2 separate regions of the Homo sapiens genome follow, and region 1 is linked to region 2. The links are chromatin contacts, found by Hi-C or POLR2A ChIA-PET in ENCODE. All regions are on one chromosome and are shown on one strand. Each heading gives the region's core, a stretch centred on a gene start or an enhancer-like site at or near the end of the contact. The rest is flanking DNA. Distances are from core to core; before and after follow the strand shown. Region 1 holds the start of RAET1E-AS1 (RAET1E antisense RNA 1). Region 2 holds the start of NUP43 (nucleoporin 43).

Evidence for each region. A loop is a pair of places that touch in the nucleus more often than their neighbours do. ChIA-PET counts read pairs that join two places held with the same protein, here RNA polymerase II (POLR2A). Pooled maps may share reads with other maps.
Region 1: a map of CD8-positive, alpha-beta T cell shows a loop between it and region 2 (12-fold over the local background). The contact joins the promoter of RAET1E-AS1 here to the promoter of NUP43 in region 2. A Hi-C loop is called at or near these places in 17 of 168 maps with a recorded cell type or tissue (B cell, CD4-positive, alpha-beta T cell, CD4-positive, alpha-beta memory T cell and 11 more), 2 of 37 single-sample maps with no recorded cell type and 29 of 50 pooled maps. POLR2A ChIA-PET finds 5 or more read pairs at or near these places in 5 of 52 experiments (A673, H1, HEK293T and 2 more).

The regions. Positions count from the first base shown.
Region 1 is chr6:149,860,119-149,865,796 of GRCh38, reverse strand. RAET1E-AS1 (RAET1E antisense RNA 1) reads right to left here and starts at 2,299. Exons shown (of 2, transcript NR_045126.1): 1 at 1,415-2,299. LRP11 (LDL receptor related protein 11) reads left to right here and starts at 1,438. Exons shown (of 7, transcript NM_032832.6): 1 at 1,438-2,389. The coding sequence starts at 1,777. It overlaps RAET1E-LRP11 (RAET1E-LRP11 readthrough), which reads left to right. Exons shown (of 15, transcript NR_182438.1): 8 at 453-581; 9 at 800-912. RefSeq lists an enhancer at 1,127-1,627 and silencers at 1,284-1,733, 1,804-1,863, 2,004-2,113, 2,284-2,433.
Region 2 is chr6:149,743,147-149,748,510 of GRCh38, reverse strand. It overlaps NUP43 (nucleoporin 43), which reads left to right and starts at 1,982. Exons shown (of 8, transcript NM_198887.3): 1 at 1,982-2,135; 2 at 2,449-2,571; 3 at 4,796-4,873. The coding sequence starts at 2,016. RefSeq lists an enhancer at 1,613-1,672.

The DNA of each region.
Region 1 (5,678 bases), core at 1,050-3,549, 120 kb before region 2:
CAAGGTCTATGGCAAAAAATAAAAATAAAAAATAAAAAGCATTATGTTGCTTCAAGGTCATCTTACAATGACTGCAGTTGTGTGGGATGAGTATGCCATATGAGGAAGAATCTCCAGGCCGAAGTGGTACAGTCCAGACACAGCCTTTAGAGCTAAGAGGCCATTTCTTTTAGCCTCAAAAATCACTCAAATATACCCCTGCAAAAACTTTATAATTTCTCCCTTTGATGGAATGGCAAGTAACATTGAGCTTTTTTCTTTCTTTTCTATTGCTACCTTTTAATTTTACCTCCTACTCTGATCTGGATCTGCAAGCAATGGGTTCCTAAATGTCAACTCTGGAGATAATAAACACATAGCAGAGACTGATATTTTCCCACCAATTATTTATTCTTTCAATCCTAAAAAATACAGACACTTAACAGTGTTCTATTTACAATGTGCGCATCCAGGCAAAAATTTCCGGACAGGCTAAAAAGCAAGAAAATGCGATCCACAATCAGGAGAAAAATGAATCAACAGAAACTGATTCAGAAACAAACAAGATGCAGATGCTGCTCACAGAAGTCTAGAACGCCAAGGTGAAGCCCCCACTGGGTTGGACATTTTCTTATTCCTTATGTCATTTAAAGCACAACTCCCGAGATTTTACGTGATATAACCGCTAGAGGCCTCTCTGTCACAGGCTGTATTACTCCCAGGTCCCCATGTTGGCTGTGTTCAGATTTTTTGTTATATTTGTGGAAATCTGAGTGCATGTGACGACTGCTATTTATGGGTTTTGTTTTTATTTTTAAAGACAGGGTCTTGTTCTGTCCCCCAGGCTGGAGTACAGTGGTGTGATCACAGCTCATTGCAGTCTCGAACTCCTGGGTCCAAGCCATCCTCCCAACTCAGCCTCAGGACTTACAGGCGAGTACCACCTCACCAGGCTTGATTTTTGTGTTTTTAAACAGACTGAACATCTTTCAGTACTTCCCATCCCCACCCCTCCCGGCCCTGACTCCGCCACCCCAACCCCGCCCCACTTTGTACTACCCAAGCACATCTTGGGAACATGATGCGGAAAGTCAGGGACGCTGGAGGTGAAGGACTGATGACGCGCTACGGTGGTCCTAGGTGCGCGTGCCCCCTCTCTGGAGTAGTCCCGGGGGTCACGAGGATTTGAAGACAGGCCCTCCCTTCCCACTGCCCCCATTCCCCCGAATGCCAAGCCCCTGTGGGCAGGCGCCCTGGGCAGGTGTGGTTGGTTGCTAAAGCCTGCTGGGCCCAGACATGAACCCTGCCCTAGCTGGGCAGCGGCGCGGGAGCAAAGTTGTTCTGAGGCTGCCCTCCCCGGGGCCTGCTCTCCCAGCCCTGGAGGAGCCGGCGCGAGACGCGCGGGGGCGGGGCCGCGCGGGGGGGCGGGGCTCACCAAGGCTCCACCCCGCCGCGGCCACTGTTCGCACACACCTGGTGCTGATCAACGCCGAGGCCGACTCGTCGCCACCCAGCGCGCCGCAGGCCGGGGCGGAGAGGCGCAGGGCGCTGGGCAGTCTCCGGCGAGGGCAAGGAGCGGTGCCCGGCTGGGCCGGCTATGTCTCCCGCTACTGCGGTTCCCGCCGGCGCCCGCGACCTCGGGGGAGCAGCCGGGTTCGGGGGCGCCGCGCTGTGAGGCCGGGGCCTAGAGCCAGCCGCGGCCGCGCAGGAGGGGCCCAGGGCCCGCGCTCGCCCGCGTCCCCGCCTTCCTCCCGCGCTCAGCCCCGCCTCGGCTCGCTGCCCTTGGCTCTCGTCGCCATGGCCTCCGTCGCCCAGGAGAGCGCGGGCTCGCAGCGCCGGCTACCGCCGCGTCACGGGGCGCTGCGCGGGCTGCTACTGCTCTGCCTGTGGCTGCCAAGCGGCCGTGCGGCCTTGCCGCCCGCGGCGCCGCTGTCCGAACTGCACGCGCAGCTGTCGGGCGTGGAGCAGCTGCTGGAGGAGTTCCGCCGGCAACTGCAGCAGGAGCGGCCTCAGGAGGAGCTGGAGCTGGAGCTGCGCGCGGGCGGCGGCCCCCAGGAGGACTGCCCGGGCCCGGGCAGCGGCGGCTACAGCGCAATGCCTGACGCCATCATCCGCACCAAGGACTCCCTGGCGGCGGGTGCCAGCTTCCTGCGGGCGCCGGCGGCCGTGCGGGGCTGGCGGCAATGCGTGGCGGCCTGCTGCTCCGAGCCGCGCTGCTCCGTGGCCGTGGTGGAGCTGCCCCGGCGCCCCGCGCCCCCGGCAGCCGTGCTCGGCTGCTACCTCTTCAACTGCACGGCGCGCGGCCGCAACGTCTGCAAGTTCGCGCTGCACAGCGGCTACAGCAGCTACAGCCTCAGCCGCGCGCCGGACGGCGCCGCCCTGGCCACCGCGCGCGCCTCGCCCCGGCAGGGTAAGCGCGCGACTGAGGGGCCGGCCTTGGCCAGAGCGCTCGAGACCCGCAGCGCCCTCGCCAAGTTGGAAGCGAAACACACTCGTGCCAAGTTATTTTAGCCGCGGGCACCCAGAAGAGTTTCTGGCATGGGTTTCTCTGTCTTAGGGAAGAGGAAGCCCAGTAGTTTGGCAGAAGCGGGCGGGCGGGCGCGGTGACGTGCTACTGGAATTTTTCTAGGCTTGAAGAGAAAGGCTGATCTGAGAGGATTCGTGGAAATATGACTTAAAAGGGGAGAAATGCTGAGAGAAAAAAGTTTGTTTTAGTCTCATGGGTTGTATAAGGCATGGTTTGTGTTAAGTAATTGCAAGAGCAAAATCTAATTAGATGCCGGGCTTCTCGTAACACCCACTCCTTTTTCTTGACGTGGCTCTCCTGACTTTGCCTGCGGTGGCTTTCATCATACAAAAATGGGAGGAAAACTTCTGGTCCCTTTTATAAAAAGTGAAAAGAGGGGACTTGATTTTCGTTGAAAATAAGAAACTTTAAGGCCGGGCGTGGTGGCTTATGCCTGTAATCCCAGCACTTTGGGAGGCCGAGGAGGGCGGATCACCTGAGGTCAGGAGTTTGAGACCTGCCTGACCAATGTGATGAAACCCCATCTCTACTAAAAATACAAAAATTAGCCAGAGCTGGTGGCATGCGCCTGTAATCCCAGCTATTCGGGAGGCTGAGGCAGGAGAATCGCTTGAACCTAGGAGGCGGAGGTTGCAGTGAGCCGAGATCGCGCCATTGCACTCCAGCCTGGGCAACAAGAGCGAAACTCCATCTTAAAAAAAAAAAAAAAAAAAGGAAAAGAAAATAGGAAACTTTAAAGCGTGTTTCTTAAGGACTAAAAATGATGCTGATTCGACGGTTTGACTTTTTGTAGATGCTCTGAATGAGAGAATCAGGACACATACAGGAGGCACAAAAATGGTAGTGGTTGGACATGAATGTCACGGAGGGAATAAGAGACCTTGATTGTGCCCACGTGTGGTCAGGCTCCGTGTGTTTAATCATGCCCTGTTGCTGTTTGATTTATAATAGCACGAATGATATCAGCAAGATGGGGGCGGAGCTCAGCCCCTTTGGAAGTGTGGATTCTCCAAAACCTGTGGATCCATTGAAAGAGTCTGGAAATCTGTGTCCATCACATCCTGCCTCCCTCCCCACCTCTACCTTAGATGAGGCTCAGAATCCTTGTCAGGGGAGCAGATATCAAAGGGTCACCCTGCGACTGCTTGGCCTTGAGGCAAACACTGGGAAGGACTCCATAGCTTTCCTTCTGAAGTGGAGGCAGGCAGCACTTTCACTTGGACCCCCCATCAGCATCTCTGAGGCCCACCACGGCTGTTGCACACACATCCTCTCTGCCCAAACACAGACCAAAATATCCCAGCAGCAAAGAAACAAAGTCTTTTCTCTGTGTTCTCACTACTTACCTGGAAGAAACTGACATTGCCAAAGTGAGCTTTCCTATAAACCCAGAGGAAACCTTTGAAAAGGAAAATAAACAAGGAAAGAATATGCCATAGAACAAAAATTTTAAAGTTTAGATTACTTGGAGACGCCAGGCACGGTGGCTCATAACTAACCCCAGGACTTTGGGAGGCCAAGGCGGGTGAATCACTTGAGGCCAAGAGTTAGAGACCAGCCTGGCCAACATGACAAAACCCGTCTTTGCTAAAAAGAAATAAACACAAAAATTATCCTGGCATGGTGGCGCCTGTCTATGATCCCAGCTCCTCGGGCGGCTGAGGCAGGAGAATCGCTTGAACTGTGGTGGTGGAGGTCGCAGTGAGTACAGATTGCGCCACTGCACTCCAGCCTGGGCAACAGAGGGAGACACTGCCTCAGAAACAGAAACAAAAACTTCAGGTTACTATGAGAAGTTTCTGGGTTGTTTTTCCTCTTGCTTGCTTCGTTGCCCTTCCTTTCCCCAGGGGAGTTTGTCTAGGAATTGTTTTGTAGATGTTTGGGATGAAAATAGGCGAGCGCGGTGCTGGTCCTCATTTCTGGGAGAACACTGCTGTGCTCAGACTTCCTGAGGTCCCAGCAACATGGAAACGCGGAAGGTGCGGCTCAGGTTCCTGTAGAGGCTCATTTGTTCTCTCTGCGTGGAGGTCAAAAATTGTTCCCCAGTGTCCTGTGTGTCCCCTGCTCAGATGCTTGACAGGTTGAAGTTGTTTATGCTTCAGAGACTAAGTTTTTCCTTCTTGAATTGTTCGTTTTTGGGTTGTGAGCATGTGAAAATGGTTTAGAAGAGCCCTTGGAGAGGAGCTGTGACTGGATCCATCTGAGGTGGATGAAAGCACCATGAAGAAATGGTGATGGGATAGCACGAACTTACAGCAGGACACACCAGCCCTGTTTTCATGCCCACATTTGTTGACTTTGGTGTTAGGTGCTGTCCTCAGCCCTTTGCACGCATGAACTCACTCTGTCCTCACAACAACACAAAGGCCTAGGTTCTGTTATAATCCCTAGTGTATACAAGGCTTGGCAAGCGAAAGTAACCTGCCCAAGGGTCACACAGCATGGGGTTGTGGAGCCTGAACTCCTATGCTTTCTCCAGCAGCACCAGCAGAAGCTGAGAAAGGGATCACTAGGCTGGGACTGCGAGGGTAGAGGTAGGGAAGGCGGGAGGATGCAGGAATGAGTGAGAGATGCTGGAGAGAGGTGTCTTGTAGTGACTGAGCCTGCCTGCTAGAATCTGTAGAACAGAGGAGGGTGCTTGAAGTTCTGGGGCCTGGCGTCTCCACAAACAAGTCCCTGCTCATGCCCCCAGGACTTGGTGTCTGCTTGTCCTCCATCCCAGGCTGTCGTGAGGTTCAAGGGGGGACATGCTTTGTGAGTTAGGAAGGTGGCACGCATGTACATGATACTGTTCTAGGAACCTGGTTGGGTCATGCCCATGACTAGAGGGTTGGGGGACTGGATGTCATGATAAAAAGTGAAGAACAGCAGGAGGGAGGGAGGGAGGGAGGAGAGGTAGAAGCTAGAGCTGCTAGGATTCCAGAAGAGCAGGGAATATAACCTCCAAGGACTCAAGGACGATAACCTTTATGTGGTTTTTGCTGGATATTCAGCCTGAAGTCCAGTATCTCGGGGAAGAATTTGGGAAGTGGGCCCCTTGCCTTGTGTGTCAGGGAAAATCAAAGCTATTAGGCAGAGGTCTGCTCTCCTCTCTGCAGACCCACCTGCTGCCACCCCCAGCCTTTCCCTGTCTCCGCCAAGTGCAAACAAAAGAGTTGACCTTCCCATTCAA
Region 2 (5,364 bases), core at 733-3,232:
AGGAAACAAAGCTAAGACATCTGTGCCACTATATCAGCACAATTTTCAAATTCTAGTTCTTATCCGATTTTGTAAAATGTGACACTGGCCTGCTTCCAATCCAAAATCAACATTACCTATTTTCTGGGATTATGTGACCATAAATGAAACTACAGGCAAAACTGGTTTCTTTTTGTTTTTTTGCTTTTGATTGAGACGGAGTCTCACTCTGTAGCCCAGGCTGGAATGCAGTGGCATGATCTTGGCTCATTGCAACCTCCACCTCCCAGGTCCCGGTTCAAGCAATTCTGCCGCAGCCTCCCGAGTAGCTGGAATTACAGGCACGCACCACCATGCCCAGCTAATATTTTTGTATTTTTAGTAGAGACAGGGTTTCACCATGTTGACCAGGCTGGTCTTGAACTCCTGACCTCGTGATCTGCCTGCCTTGGCCTCCCAAAGTGCTGGGATTACAGGCGTGAGCCACCGTGCCTGGCCAAAACAGTGTTCTTTACTTCAATATTAAACATGAATAAAATTGTTGATTTGGGACTGTAACCCACTTAATATTTTCCATTTCATCTTTCTACAGTTTCTTGATGATCTTCCATTTGGAGAAAAGAAAAAAGTCAAATCCTTGATAGGAAACTGGTAACTCTAAAGCTGACCCAGATGGATTGCATTTACATGCAGTGCTTCCGTAAACTGTCCCTGTGAAGTAGGACTACCAATATCACATAAAAACAACAGTAGCATAATGGCCCTTTTTAAAGAAATAACCAACATACAGTTATGAATACCTATAGTGTAAAAGAGCTTCATTTTTTAGTTGAATAAGTCATATCTCTTGTATTCAGTAGGATTTACATTCTAATGGGGGAGGAATATGCATCTAAAGAAAACTAACATAAGATATATCCAAAATATATGTCATTAGTGGTCTAGATATCAAATGCTAGCTCACGCCTGTAATCCCAGCACTTTGGGAGGACAAGGCAGTTGGATCACCTGAGGTCAAGAGTTCGAGACCAGCCTGGCCAATATGGTGAAATCCCGTCTCTCCAAAAAAAAAAAAAAAAAATTAGCCAGGCATGGTGGCGCACACCTGTAGTCCCAGCTACCCTGGAAGCTGAGGTGGGAGAATCACTTGAACCTGGGAGGCGGAGGCAGAGGTTGCAGTGAGCTGAGATTGTACCACTGCACTCCAGCTTGGGCCACAGAGACCCTGTCTTAAAAAAGAAAAAAAATGGTGTTGATTTAGATCAACATTGGCTGGGGTCGTCAGGAAATGGTAAAGGAAAGAACAGATCCTTGAAGGATAGGCAGGATTCTGAGGAGTAAAGAGGAAGGGAAGAATATTATAGGTGTAACCAAAAGCACAGAAGGAACCTAGAAAACTGATTCCTGGGCCGTTGACAATAGGTATCACAAACTTCATTCTTAATCATGCACGTAATTGAATTGATCAAAGCTAGGCAATTGGCATCAAAACTAAAACTGGAGTCTTTCAGAATTCCAACTCCAGGCTCTGACAGTGTGTATTAACTTTGAAGCAAAGTATTTGTTTGGGAGACAAGAGGGAGAGGTTTGGGATAGTAGGTTGGCACTTTATTCGAGGTACTTCCACGAGTATTTAAGGATTTTTGAATCGTTTTCTATGCGCAGTGACCTGCAACTGCTTAGGTGTGGTTTCAAGGTGGTTTCTACTGCATTGTTTTTGTTCTGTTTTTGCACTTAAATTTTACACTGCACAATTATTGAACACAAGAAAATACTGACATTGCAGATTAGGAGCAAGTCCTACTGCTCAAAGGCCAAAGCGCTCTTGCCTTTGCTCAGAGCTGCTCTGTGAGATGGGTGGGCCTCTCAGTCTAGGTACTGACTGTGCCCACACTGGCTATCGACGAGAATTGACTCTCTGCAGCCACCGTCTCCGTCCTAAAGTCCCATCCAATCAGGGTTCCGCGGGAAGAGGCGGTGCTGAGAGGCGCGTACTGTGCTTGCTTTTTGCAGTACCTGCTGCGGCCGCTTTCGGCATGGAGGAAATTTATGCGAAGTTTGTGTCCCAGAAAATCAGCAAAACCCGCTGGCGACCGCTGCCTCCGGGAAGTTTACAGACCGCGGAGACGTTCGCTACAGGATCTTGGGACAATGAGGTATCGCCGCTGATAGGGACGAGCCCCTACCTCCTCCCTCTCTCCGGTTGAGCTGACCCCTGGCCTTCCGCGCGCCAACTCCCACCTTCTGGTTCTTCTCGCACTTTTAGGTCCCCCGGACCCCTGTCTCAGGCGCGGTTGCTCCGTAGCTCAGAGCCGGTGATGGCATGCCTGAGCCTCGTATCTCGTTGTGTTTTAAACTCACCATACCATTTGAGATGTTTTGGAGCAACATTTCCGGACGGGAGCACAACTTTTATTTTCCGAGAGTTGACGTTTATGTCATCTCAAGACAAAACTTTCTGTTTTACAGGAAAATTATATTTCACTGTGGTCTATTGGAGATTTTGGAAACTTGGACTCTGATGGAGGGTTTGAAGGAGACCATCAGTTATTGTGTGATATCAGACACCATGGTGATGTAATGGATTTACAGGTAAATCTGTGTAGCATCCAAAAGCTAACTTTGAAAGTCCTGAGTAATACATTTAAACAAGCAGAGCATCATAAAAGTTGTCTGGTGTCACCCCTCGTTTACAGAAAACTGAGTGCTCTGTAAGTTATGATTTGCCCAACATCATTTAGCCATTTAGTGGCAGAAAAAGGACTGGGAAAGGGGATGTAGATTTAATCATACTTTTTTATTAATTGACTGTCGACTATGTGCTAAATACCGTTTGGGGAGCTTTACAAAAATTAATTATTGTTGCATGCCAGTGAATCAAGTATCGTTACTTTGTTTTACTAATGAGAAAATTGAGACTAATATATCTTGAGCATGTACTATGTGACAGATACTGTGCAGGGGGATAACATCATTTTGTTTTTTGAATTCTCATAACAACTCCCTAAGTAGAGATTAGTGCTCCCGTTTTAAAGATTTACCACGATTTAGTGAACTTAACTTGGCCAAAGTCTCAAAACCAGTAATGAGTGGTGGGGATGAAATTGAGTTTTCTTTTTTTTTTTTTTTTCCAAGATGGAGTCTCGCTCTGTCACCCAGGCTGGAGTACAGTGGCATGATCTGAGCTCACTACAACCTCCGCTTCCCGGGTTCAAGCGATTCTCCTGCCTCAGCCTCCCGGGTAGCTGGGACTACAGGCGCAGGCCACCATACCCGGCTAATTTTTTGTATTTTTAATAGAGACGGGGTTTCACCATATTAGCCACGATGGTCTCTATTTCCTGACCTGGTGATTTGCCTGCCTCGGCCTCCCAAAGTGCTGGGATTACAGGAGTGAGCCATGGCGCCCGGCCGAAATTAAGTTTTCAAATCCTGGTGTGGAGAGCCCCTGCATTTTCCATAGAAAGCTACCTAGCCCTGGTGCGCGCTTGTAATCCCAGCTACTCTGGAGTCTGAGGCAGGAGAATCGCTTGAACCCGGGCGCAGAGGTTGCAGTGAGCCGAGAGTGCGCCAGCTTGGGCAACAAGAGCGAAACTCTGTCTCAAAAAATAATAATAATAAATAAATAAATAAATAAATAAATAAAATAAAAAAGAAAGCTATCTAGCTCTAGGAAAGATACATTTTTTTTTTTTGGAGACGAAGTCTTATACTGTCACCCGAGCTGGAGTGCAGTGGCGAGAGCTCAGCTTACTGCAACTTCTGCCTCCTGGGTTCAAGCAATTCTCCTGCCTCAGCCTCCCGAGTAGCTGGGACAACAGGCACATGCCACCATGCCTGGCTAATTTTTGTATTTTTAGTAGAGATGGAGTTTCACCATGTTGGCCAGGCTGGTCTTGAACTCGTGACCTCGTGGTCCACCCGGCTTGGCCTCCCAAAGTGCTGGGATTACAGGTGTGAGCCACCATGCCCAGACGATATTTTCCTTTCCTTTTTTTTTTTTCTTTTTTATGACGAGTCTTGCTCTGTCACCCAGGCTGGAGTGCAGTGGCTCGATCTCGGCTCACTGCAACCCCACCTCGTGGGTTCAAGTGATTCTTCTGCCTCAGCCTCCTGAGTAGCTGGGAGTACAGGCACATGCCAGCACGCCCAGCTAATTTTTGTATTTTTAGTAGAGATGAGGTTTCAACGTATTGGCCAGGCTGGTCTCGAACTCCTGACCTCGTGATCCGCTTGCCTCAGCCTCCCAAAGTGCTGGGATTACAGGCGTCAGCCACCGTGCCTGGCTTTTCTTTTTTAAAATTTTTATTCTTTTTTTGAAACTGAGTCTTGCTCTGTCAACTAGGCTGGAATGCAGGGGCTCAATCTTGGCTCACTGCAACCTCCACTTCCCTACAACCCCAACTCATTTTTGTATTTTTGTAGAGACGAGGCCTCGCCATCTTGCGCAGGCTGGTCTTGAACTCCTGAGCTCAAGTGATCCGTCCACCTAGGCCTCCCAAAATGCTGGGATTACAGGCGTGAGCCACTGCACCCAGCCAGGAATAATATTTTCCTAAGGTTTTATTGTGTTGGTCCCAAATTAAATCAATTGTGGGTGAATGTGTCTAGGAAAAAATATTGTTTATTCATGAAAATACTTTGTATGGCAGTTTGGCCTTTCAGCTTCATTAACACATTTTATTTCCTTAGCACTCATGGCTCTTTGCTTTTTAAAATTGTTATAAGATTTGCTACTAATTGAGTTAAATAAACAAATGGACTTCCTCCCTGCTAATATTTCTGAATCTTTAACAAGCAGAAATTTTCTCTTTAGTTTTTTGACCAGGAAAGAATTGTCGCTGCTTCATCAACAGGATGTGTAACAGTTTTCCTTCACCATCCAAATAACCAGGTAAAGAACTTTAGTTTGAGAAGTGATTTTTTTTTTTTTTGAAATGGAGTTTTGCTCTTGTTGCCCGCGCACTGGAGTGCAGTGGCGCAGTCTCGGCTCACCGCAGCCTCCACCTTCTGAGTTCAAGTGATTCTCCTGCCTCAGCCTCCCAAGTAGCTGGGATTACAGGCACGTGCCACCACGCCCGGCTAATTTTATATTTTTAGTAGAGACGGGGTTTCTCCATGTTGGTCAGGCTGATCTCACCTGACCTCAGGTGATCAGCCCTCTTCGGCCTCCCAAAGTGCTGGGATTACAGGTGTGAGCCACCGCGCCCAGCCAAAGGTAACCTTTTCTAATAGACATGCCTAGTTAATATAAGTCCCAGTTCATGTTAAGGGTTTTTTTGAGTCATTTAGAAAAAGCTATAGAGATTAATATTTTATTTATTTTATTTTATTTTATTTATTTATTTTTTTTTTTGAGACAGAGTCTCTCTCTGTCACCCAGGC